Linked DNA regions of Homo sapiens: region 1 is linked to region 2. Evidence: chromatin contacts called from ENCODE Hi-C or POLR2A ChIA-PET data. All regions are on one chromosome and are shown on one strand. Each heading gives the region's core, a stretch centred on a gene start or an enhancer-like site at or near the end of the contact. The rest is flanking DNA. Distances are from core to core; before and after follow the strand shown.

What was found. A loop is a pair of places that touch in the nucleus more often than their neighbours do. ChIA-PET counts read pairs that join two places held with the same protein, here RNA polymerase II (POLR2A). Pooled maps may share reads with other maps.
Region 1: a pooled map shows a loop between it and region 2 (5-fold over the local background). The contact joins two enhancer-like sites. A Hi-C loop is called at or near these places in 8 of 50 pooled maps. POLR2A ChIA-PET finds 5 or more read pairs at or near these places in 2 of 52 experiments (activated CD4-positive, alpha-beta T cell and activated naive CD4-positive, alpha-beta T cell).

What each region holds. Positions count from the first base shown.
Region 1 is chr15:60,647,855-60,653,214 of GRCh38, forward strand. The region is part of intron 2 of RORA (RAR related orphan receptor A); the gene reads right to left. It overlaps LOC105370846 (a long non-coding RNA gene), which reads left to right. Exons shown (of 5, transcript XR_007064663.1): 5 at 1-5,360. Among named protein-coding and RNA genes, the nearest start is that of RORA-AS2, 31 kb to the right of the region's middle. RefSeq lists an enhancer at 2,287-2,788 and a silencer at 4,093-4,182. Within about 2 kb of position 1,602, at least 4 of the 41 ENCODE cell types and tissues checked have a DNase peak (open chromatin) inside an H3K27ac peak, as active enhancers do.
Region 2 is chr15:60,518,296-60,523,389 of GRCh38, forward strand. The region is part of intron 3 of RORA (RAR related orphan receptor A); the gene reads right to left. The region is part of intron 3 of RORA-AS1 (RORA antisense RNA 1); the gene reads left to right. Among named protein-coding and RNA genes, the nearest start is that of RORA-AS1, 42 kb to the left of the region's middle. Within about 2 kb of position 2,621, at least 5 of the 41 ENCODE cell types and tissues checked have a DNase peak (open chromatin) inside an H3K27ac peak, as active enhancers do.

The DNA.
Region 1 (5,360 bases), core at 352-2,851, 130 kb after region 2:
GCTGTTTTCAGAATCTGTGGGATCACACCCCAGAGGCAGTTGGGTCAGCCGCAGGCATCAGGTGAGGAGGAGGAAGAGTGAGACAGCTATTACAGGCTGCCGGACCAGGTGGCTGTGAAGAGGTGTGGGGACACCAAGGCTTATATAAGGAGGATGGAGAACACAGGCCAAAGGGGAGGCTGTAATGCTGACTTCGATTGGCTAACTTAATATAAGGCAGACTGAGGGAGGAGGAGGAGGGCAGGAGAGAACACGCTTTAGAAAGCATGACGGTGTCTCATTCTGTTTGCAAGTGAGCACGTAGGTGCCTTCCAAATATGATCCTGAAGAAGGTGCAGATAAATGAAAAATTGGATATACAATAAACCACATACCTCTTTATGTTTATATATGAACATATTAAAGAAGGTTGGCTTTAGTAGAGTATGATGCATATTCTAATTATATCAATATTGGATGCATTGTTAGTACCATTTCTCAACTTCATTTAAAAATCACTTTCAGAAAATACAAAAAATAATTCTGAAGATTTTAACCTTAGGTGCCCGTAGATCATTTTCTTAGGAAACTGCAGCTTTTAGAAATGCTGGACATACTTTATCCAAAGCGTTATAACTGGTCTTCCACAAGCCTAGGATAAAGTTTTCCACAGAAACACTACTACAGAAAAATGCCACATGCCATGGATTAAACACTGAAACCAGCTAATCACAACACATGAGAGCAAATGTAGCATGTTCAGAGAAGTACAAATATGTTGAAACATGTCTGTCATGAAATCTGATCTTAACAATCCTCTGAAGACTAGCCTTTTTGCAAAGAGAACTTATGACTAATATACCTCACGGAGGGGGTCTCAGTTTCTAATAGAGTTAATTTTATCTGCTTTGATGATGGAAACGAAAGACACCCTGGAAACATCCTCTTAATTCTAAGCACCATCCACTCTTTTTGAGGGGGGAGAGGGAAGCTTTCAGTAATTCCCAGTGTGTCTTATACTGAATATATAGAAGATGGTAAAGCAGGGCCAGGTAATTCCAACACTTAAACTGCTACTTAACCATCCACATATTAAAGGAGTTTACATGGATTGTCAGCTATGAAAGAGGTTTCTCAATCTATATCCCACTCCACAGTCAACTCTCCTCACAGGTGCTCTTGGCTGTGGGGCACTCATAATCTCAGAAGCCGATAAGGCTGCCAAGTTCAAGTTGCCGTGACTCTGAACACAGTATAATATTCCCATTCCAAGCCATAGCCCGTCACTTTTGTGGCTGTTCAGATGAGGGCCCTTCTTGGTACCACTCTGACTCACATACACTGGCTGAAGTCATGTAGCAGGTGAAGGACTTAAGTGTCACTAAGTTGGTTTCCAGTTGCTTCCAGGAAAAAAAAAAAAAATCCCCGGCATATAAGATTCTTGCTCCTGACACCTGGCACTTTCTCCTTGTGTTCATGGCTGCAGACAGAAGATCTGGCCATTACTGTTTTGGCTTCAAGTGCTGCCTCCCACACACATATTGAGGGGCTCTGCAACAAACAGAAACCTAGGGACACTGACATTTTGGAGGCAGGGTGTAGAAAAAAACACTGTATGTGTATCTGAAAACTCTGCCATGCATGTCAGCCCTGACACGCCACTTCCTAGCTCTTCTAACGTCAGAACATTCTGTGTTAGGAGTTGCTAATCAGTCCAATATCATATGTAGTTTAACGGTGTTGAAACACATTTGCCAGAAAGGAGGCCAAAAGGAAGGGCCCCTCTACTGCTATCTTCTGCAAAAGATCTGATCACTTGTGACTGCAGCCCCTCACTTTGCCCCCAGGTGTTTTCTCCCTGTGTTGTTCTTGGGCGTGTTTAATTTGGATTGAGCATCCATGGAGCTGTGTAAACATTGAGGTCCCATGAATATTGCAATATTAAACAGCAGTGGTAATTACCAATAGACCCCTCAAAAAGCAATCGAATAGCAAACTCACCTTAACTTGGCCTTTGTATCTCTGGCAACGGAAAGCTCAAAATGCAGTTCTGTCATTTTTGCACAGTCATTTACCTTGACACCCTCCCTCTGCCGTGGAATCAAATCTCCATGTATAAAAATAAACCTAGAAACTTTCTGTTCACACGTTTTGAGGTATGTGCACCAAATGACACACTTTGGGAGGTAAGCACGAGTCATGGTAACTGACCACATCCTTTATCTTTTCATCCTAAGACTTAGCAGAACTTTATCTTTACAATAAAATGGCCTTTAGAAGTGGGTATCACCAACTTCAGAATGTGAACATCGTTACTGAGAAAAAGCATTTTCCTTTTAAACAGAAACCAACAGCCATGCATTAAAAGGCCTGAGGAAAAAAAAAAAAGTGGAGCTACCACAAAACAAACAAATATTCAGCTTGGTTTCAGGAAGCTTAGAGAGGATCAAACAAGGCTTTCTCTATTGAAGTTGTTCGAGAACATTTATGGTTATTTCAGCTTCAGTTTCTATTTACGCTGCTGGCTTTTATGCCTCGACCTCAGGAGGGCATTCCAACTTCAGGTTAACTCACAAGTAGCTTCAGAAAAGTTGGCCTGAAAATCCCACCCCCAGAGTGGGGGAGGGGAAAGCACGATGGTTCACATTGGTTTCCAAACACCTTTCAAACCACTGCTTTGGCCTTGAGTCGAGGATATCTCAAAAATTGGGGAGAGAAATTCCACGGAGAGAGGGTGAGAAAGGTTTCTCATGGTGTGAACATTCATATAGGGAGACTGTCTCTTCCTGCGGGATGAAACCAGGAGAAGAGAGCACCAATTTGCGGAGCCCTCGTGAAGGTTTCCACTCAGGAGTTTGCAATTTTCTGTTGGTCCCTAGGGAGGAAGATTTAGTACATGGTTGAATTTCCAAGCAAATTAACTTCCAGAATAAAGGAGGAACTATGCCAACCCTTTGCAAACAATATTTTTGTTTTATAAATCTATTTAGTTTTCAATTCTTCGTGCCATTTATCCTCATAACCATGTTTTGGTTGGTATTTTTAATCCCCTTTTGATGGATTAGGAAATTGAGGTTTAGAGATTAAGAAACAAGCCCAAAGTTATACAATAAATACATAGAAAAGCTAAGATTCAAACCCGGGTCCTTTTGCCTCTAATGTCCGAGTCCCTTCCAATACGCCACACAGCCCCTGACCACTCCCTTCCGTTAACAATGCATATTGTCAGCGGTGGAAAGAGGAAGAAACTTTTGGAGTAGAATACTGAACAGTTTTGATTAGGGAGCGGATGTGAGGCAGAGGAAATATTATCACTTTGGTGGTTGTTACTATGTCCCCATCCTTTCATGGAAACATATGGAAGTTTTCTCTTAAACGTACATGTCAGAACTTGCCGGTGAAATTTAAGTGACACCCTGCATATGGTGCAAGTTCATCTCCGAGAAGCAAGAGATGAAAAAGCCGCTGTTTCCAGATGTATCAAATCTCATATAAATACCACACGTTGCTTGCCTCTGGAGAAGGTCTCAGTAAGGTTTGTCCAGATTTCAACATAGAGTATTCCTATTTACATATGTCCCGCTGCATACATACTTAGCTATGTCAATATCCACTTGGCATACTCTGGAGCTTAGAAAAAGTTTCCTGCCGAAGCTGAACAGCTTCCCTTGATTGCTCCTTTGCAAACCTTCATGGTTTTTTCATTGTAACAGATTTTTGATTACACAAAACATGCCACTATTCTATGGAACAAAATCAAGCTACATCCCTTTACCCAACCGCCCTTCCCCCATAACATCAATACCAAAAAGGCTTCCACTCCAGGGGGCTTCTGGGAGCATTCCCACAAACCACACAGCTTTCTGCACCCTCCTTCAGCCCCAGTCTTTTTAAAAGTTAGTACAACATGTCCATAAAGGCCACTCTCCCTTGCAGAGTTTTGAACAGCCACTTTAGCCACCTAAATCTGAGAGAGATAAATTTACAATCCACTTTAGGTTTATGTGGGGAACCATAAATATCAGGCTTGAGCCCTGAGGGCTAGAATTTCATGGGCCGTTAAGCATGTCACCAGGTGGAAAGCTGTCAATAGCTGGATGTGAGCTACACTGAGATAACCACAGGGGCCTGGCTTAAGAAAGTGTAGCCCTGATCAAAGAGGGGTGTCCTTTTACCTTGTTCCATCACTCCACTCACCAATTCTCCCTTCCCGCCTCTGATCTCAACCTCTCCTTCACTTCCTGTTAGGTGTCCTCTGTGCTAGGTAGCAGACTGCCTTTTTTTTTTTTTCCTCTAGAGTGAAAGGTTGGGTGACATATGGAAAGAACAAGAGACGTGCAGTTCTGGCAGACCTTGATTTAAATCCTCGCCCTGCTATTTAGTAGCTATGTAATAATGCACAAGTTACTTAACCCAACTTAGCTCATTTTTCCAACTGTGAAATTATTAAAGATAATTAAAAGCATAAGAAAGGCATAAGTAGGGCCAATGGGTAGAGACTGTAAAAAAACAGATTGCCTACTTAGTAGACAGAAGAACTTTCTAAAAGCCAGATTGGCTCGAAAATAGAATGGGCTGCCTTGAAAAGAAATGAAGAAGTGAATATTCTCTGTGACAGGTTTTGCGCATAAGCCGGATGCAGGGTGGTAGATCCCGAGAATAGACAGGAGTTTAGACTGGCCACTGCAAAGGATTTCTAATCTTGAAATTCCATGGTTCTATGATTTGCATATGTGTCCTTCCAGAAAAGCTAAGATAAATCTTCTCAAATCCCCTATGCGGAAGAAAAGTAAATTGGCATCATATTTTTTCATTTTCATTTTCCTTCTAGAAAACTAATCCCTTCCATGTTTTCCCCCTTCCCTCAATTAGTTGGTAGAGAATCCCATTTCCATCAAGTGCACAGAACACATTTAACCATTTTGAAACACTTAACATTTAACACAAACCACATGGCCGTAAGTTTTAATTAGTTCCCGCTATACAAATAGGTCCATTTTTAGAAAAATCAAAATGCTCAATGCTGGTGCTTGCTCTCTTCCTCTCCATTGTTTCTCTGTTTGACTAGCTCAGTGGCACTTTCCCATCCTGCCCTCTTGCTGTCTGAGCCCATGGCACCTGCCAATAAAAGTGATGACAGGCTTTGATGCTCACACAGGTTTGCAACAACAGAGTTCACTTCATAATCACCAGACTTCAGCCCGTAAGCGTGATCTGAGTGACACTGGATTTTTTACCTGAGATGTTACGCTGTGGGCTTTCGTTTCTACAGGTTATGAACCACTTTGAAAGTGATTTTTTTAGCTTGCTAGGGGGAATGACCTATGAGCCTGCAGACAAATCTCAACTGATTGGGCAAAGCCCAAACCCTTATTAGAGTG
Region 2 (5,094 bases), core at 1,371-3,870:
TTAATAAAGTCCAAGACTGTTAACATAGAAGCATATATTAATCATCAGTTAGCTCTGCTTTAAGGGCATGAGGATGATGATGACAGATTATCAGTCTTACTGAGTACTTGTAGTAACCATATCTTTTTATTCTGTATTTTGGATGCAGACATCTTCGGGCTTTGCAGACACTGGAGGGACTGCCCTTGCAGGGCTGGATAACTCCTACATACAGCAAACAACCTGCTGTCAGCCACCTCTCACACAAAACCAAGTGGGCTAGAGCCCACACCCAGCACACCTTCTTCATCAGGCCCTTACGCTTCTCGCCATGATTCCCCTGCCCTGGTCACCCTAGGGCTAGGTACAAGACAATTAGGGACAGCCCCTACCTCCTAGCGCCGTCTGTAATGATTCAGACTAGCTACTTATCCTAATCCTGCTCATCCTGCTGCACCTTCCTTCCTGTGGAAAACACCATGGAGGCTCTTGGCAGTGTTTCCCCACATCCCTCTCCCCTTCACTGACCCTGGCGCTTCCCCATGTGTCCCCTGTATGGTGTGGCATGGGCCCTGTCTCTAGGGATTTGTGAGTCCAGCACTCCCTCCTTAATCGTCGTTTTGCTTTCCTCGTTTCAGTTACTTGCGTCAACTGCAGTAAAAGAATATTAAGATATTTTGAGAGAGAGAAGGGAAGCAAAGAGAGACCACATTCACATAACTTTTATTACAGTATATTTTAATAATTGTTCTGTATTATTATTATTGTTGTTAATCTCTCATTGTGCCTAATTTATAAGTTCAACTTTATCACAGGTCTGGATGTATGGGAGAAAACAGTATCTAAAAGGTTCGCAGTTTCAGGCATCCCCATGAGGCTAAGGGGGGACTACTGTGTAACAAACTTCTTCCTTCATGACAGTCATTTCCAGATCTGTGTGTCTTATGGTACCTGATTAAAACAAATCCCAAATACCATTAAAACAGCACTGACTTCATACTAGGCACTCTATGCTTTATGTGGATTGTGTCATTCACTTGTGACAAGGGCAATATTGGGCAAATCCTATCATTCCCCTGGTTTTAAGGCTGAAAAAACAGAGGCTTAGAGAGGTGTAGTGACTTGCTCAGAGTCCTCGCTGTAGCATGGGGTAAAGCCAGGATATGACTTCACATAGTTTAACTCCAGAACTTACACTGTCATCTTGTTTTGTTTTTCTGCTTCTCTTGTGTGTCAAAAGAATTCCTCCTTAGTTGTTCTCATATGGGGCAACCATTAAATTAGGCAGTGTAAAAAACAAGTTATGCAGAATAAAGTAGCAAGAGCAATCTACTCTGAAATTAGTGTTTTCCCTCACTTTAGCACCTTTAGCTGACCCAGCTTCCTACCGCCCAGACATTTTACAAAAATCTCTCTCTGGAGTTGCCTCCTGATCTGGATTAGGAGTCACATAAGAAAATCAGTCTCATGAGTCCATCATTTTTCCTCATTTCTGACCAGAAGTATTCTGCCCCATTTGCTTCACCTTATTTCTAAATCACTCTAGCTCATTTAAACAAACAAACAAACAAACAAACAAACAATGAAACTTACTGCAAGGGCACAGAATAACTATCATTAAAGATGTCTGTGTAATTATGCCATAAGTTGCAAGGCAAACTCATGAAGCATTCCGTATGTTCTTTGAGCAGTGGCACTGTGGCTCGAACCAATGTCCAGCTTCCACACTATCTGCTTGGAAGAGGATTACCCTTATTTGGAAGTCTCAGTTTTGAGGATTTGGGGAAAGCAGGCACGCAAGCAGACACACCTTATTCTCTACAGCATCATTTATACCTCAACTAAGTCAGCTGAACAAATGCCTGCTGAAAAGTTCTGGGAGTGGCATAGCTAAGAACCAGAAAGGCGATCTTTCTTTTGGATTAAGTCAACAGAGTCATACCCACAAGGAGAACTATCAAATATCAGATGCGAGAGGTGAAGTGGGGTTATAAGGTGAGAGCTGAGAAGGGAGAAACAGGGTGAGTAAACCTCCATGACTCAGACGAATACTGAACTTTGCATTTCAGGAAGAATGAGGGTTTGGGTTGCTTCTTTTTCTTTTTAAAAACCTCTTCTTTTCAGTATTCCTTGGGGGGCGGGGTTCTCAGAGGATTAAGGGTTTGGAAAATTAAACAGATAAGATACTAAGAGTTAAATAACACATAAGAGGAAGAAGGATTAGAAAGAGGAAGAAGAAAAGTAGAAAGTGTGGTAGGTACCTTCCTACCTCAAGGTAGAAGTAGTGTGTTTCTAAGTACAGAGATAGATTTTGTCTGATTGGGGAGAAATCCTGCAAAAGGATTAGGAAGTGAGTGAGCTGAGAGATGAATTCCAGGGATTGGAGGTCATACAGAGAGCAGGGGAAGCACAAAACTAGGGCATGGAGTTTTGGGTGGAACTGAGGAGGCGTAAAAAAAAAGTGCTGAAGTTGTGAGCTGGGAAAGGTATCAAGTACATAATTTGGCAATTTTGTTATTTCTAAAAGATAAGCTAACAAATTACTTGGCTGTCATAAAAGTTCACTTTTTATGGATGTTAAAATACATGGAGATGTTCATTTACAAACATGGTGAGCTTGAGCCAGAGAGCCACCATGATACATTTCAGGTAGTATACGTTTAGTGTGACTGTGGCGCACTACCACCACCTAGTGGCAGCAGATTACCATGCAGCTATTGCAAATAGAAAATTAGAATAAAACAAACAGGCCTTTGGTGCTGAAAGACTTTGAGAGATTATCAGGTACAGCAGTTGACATATAGGTGATGCATCAGAAACACCCACAGAGCTTTTAAAAGATACACCTTAGATATATCAAACCAGAACTATATATCAAACCAGAAACTTTTGGCGATGTCGTCCAGGCATACATAGTAGTTTGAACAATGAGAAATTCCCATTTTTATAAGTCAAAAAAGAAAAAAATTGTCATTTTTTTTTTTTTGAGACGGAGTCTTGGTCCGTCACCAGGCTGGAGTGCAGTGGCATTACCTCGGGTCACTGCAACCTCTGCCTCCTGGGTTCAAGTGATTCTCCTGCCTCAGCCTCCCGAGTAGCTGGGACTACAGGCGTGCACCACCACACCGAGCTAATTTTTGTATTTTTAGTAGAGACAGGGTTTCACCATGTTGGCTAGCATGGTCTAGATCTCTTGACCCCGTGATTCGCCTGCCTCGGCCTCCCAAAGTGCTCGGATTTACAGGCGTGAGCCACCGTACCTGGCCACAATTGTCATTTTTATAGTAAATATTTTTTAAAAGCTCCCCGAAGACTTTGACTTCCTTTTGTTAAGAACCAGAGATTGATTCGAGTTTTCTGATTTGCCAAAAACAAAAATGAAGTTTAGAATGTTAAATGACTTGTCCAAGGTCCCATGGCTGGGACTCAATCTCTTGTCCTGATTTTAAGTCCAGTGCCCTCTTACTTATATGTATCTTCTTCATTGTGGGACAAACAAAACAATGTCACACATTCTCGATTTCCTGACACAGAGTCCCTACATATCCACCTTTTGTTTCAATTCCTACTGTCTCAAAGACATCTCTCCAGTGTTCCTCCCTTATTTCACCTAGCTTTTCAAAACGCCTTGTGCTTTTATTTCTGATACGTGTCTTACCTTCTCTGGAAATTCTATTCCCTAATACTTTTTCTTTAAAAAAAATGACTGTATACTATGAATTTTTCACTGATCCCATTAGATGGGCGCTTGGCAAACTGGGACAGAGGCCATGGTGTTTAGGAGAAGGCTCATACCAGGTTGCAAGAGCTGAGTGCTAAAATGTCAGGAATTTTGTTATTAAGGCTAGTTATTAAATCTGTTATTACACATTAACTGATGCATTCCTGACATAAAAAATTAACTACTTTTTAATGATTATTTTACTGTTATCAATGTTCTTCAGGTTGTCTACATCAATTATCCTTATATCTGAAGGTGGAAATACTATACCATGCTGTGCATCCCTTCCCTACTCTGTATTCTGTGAAAGAGCGGGTCGGGTGGCTTGAAAATGGCCATTGGTGGGATTATTTACACCACAGAAATTGGCAAATGTTACAGATCAGGGTTTGATTTATTATTTTGCTTTATTGTCTAGATTTAAAAAGTGATGGCCCAATGCAGTGGCTCATGCCTGTAATCCCAATACTTTGAGAGGCTGAGGCAGGAAGGTGATGGCCCAATGCAGTGGCTCATGCCTGTAATCCCAATACTTTGAGAGGCTGAGGCAGGAGGATCACTTGAGGCCAGGTGTTCGAGACCAGCCTGGGCAACATAGACCCTGTCTCTACAGGAAATAAAACAATTAGCCAGGTGTAGTGGCATGTGCTTGTAGTCCCAGCTACTTGGGAAGGTGAGGTGGGAAGATTGTTGGAGCCAGGAGTTTGAGGGTGCAGTGAGCTATGATTGTACCACTGCATTCCAGCCTGGACAACAGAGTGAGACCCTGTGTCTTAAAAAAAAAAAAAAAAAAAGACCAGGTGTGGTGGCTCACACCTGTAATCCCAGCGCTTTGGGAGGCCGAGGTGGGCAGATCACGAGGTCAGGAGTTCGAGACCAGCCTGACCAACATGGTGAAACCCTGTCTCTACTAAAAACACAAAAATTAGCCAAGCTTGGTGACAGGTGCCTGTAATCCTAGCTACCCAGGAGGCGGAGGTTGCAGTGAGCCGAGATCACACCACTGCACTCCAGCCTGGGCAACAGGGCGAGACTCTGCCTCAAAAAAAAAACACAAAAAAAAAAACTGATGAAAATTATAATAATGCAGATTAAACTTAACAGTACATCATATCCAGTGCTCCCATTGTGAATAACATAAAAAGTGGAAGAAATGTTCTTCTGGTATTTGAAAACTATTAACTGAGTCAGCAAGGAAGTGGTTCATGTCATTGTTGGCGAATGAATGAAGTTCCAAAATGTCTTCGTTGTTTCACTCCCTTCTTAGTCATTAATGTAAACAAAATATCAACCAACATTCATGTTGGAACTAGTCTTTCCTCAGTTGTAACCATGCAGATAGATGTAGGAGTTCAGCAAAAATCATGAGAGCATTCAGTGAGAATCATTTGTCT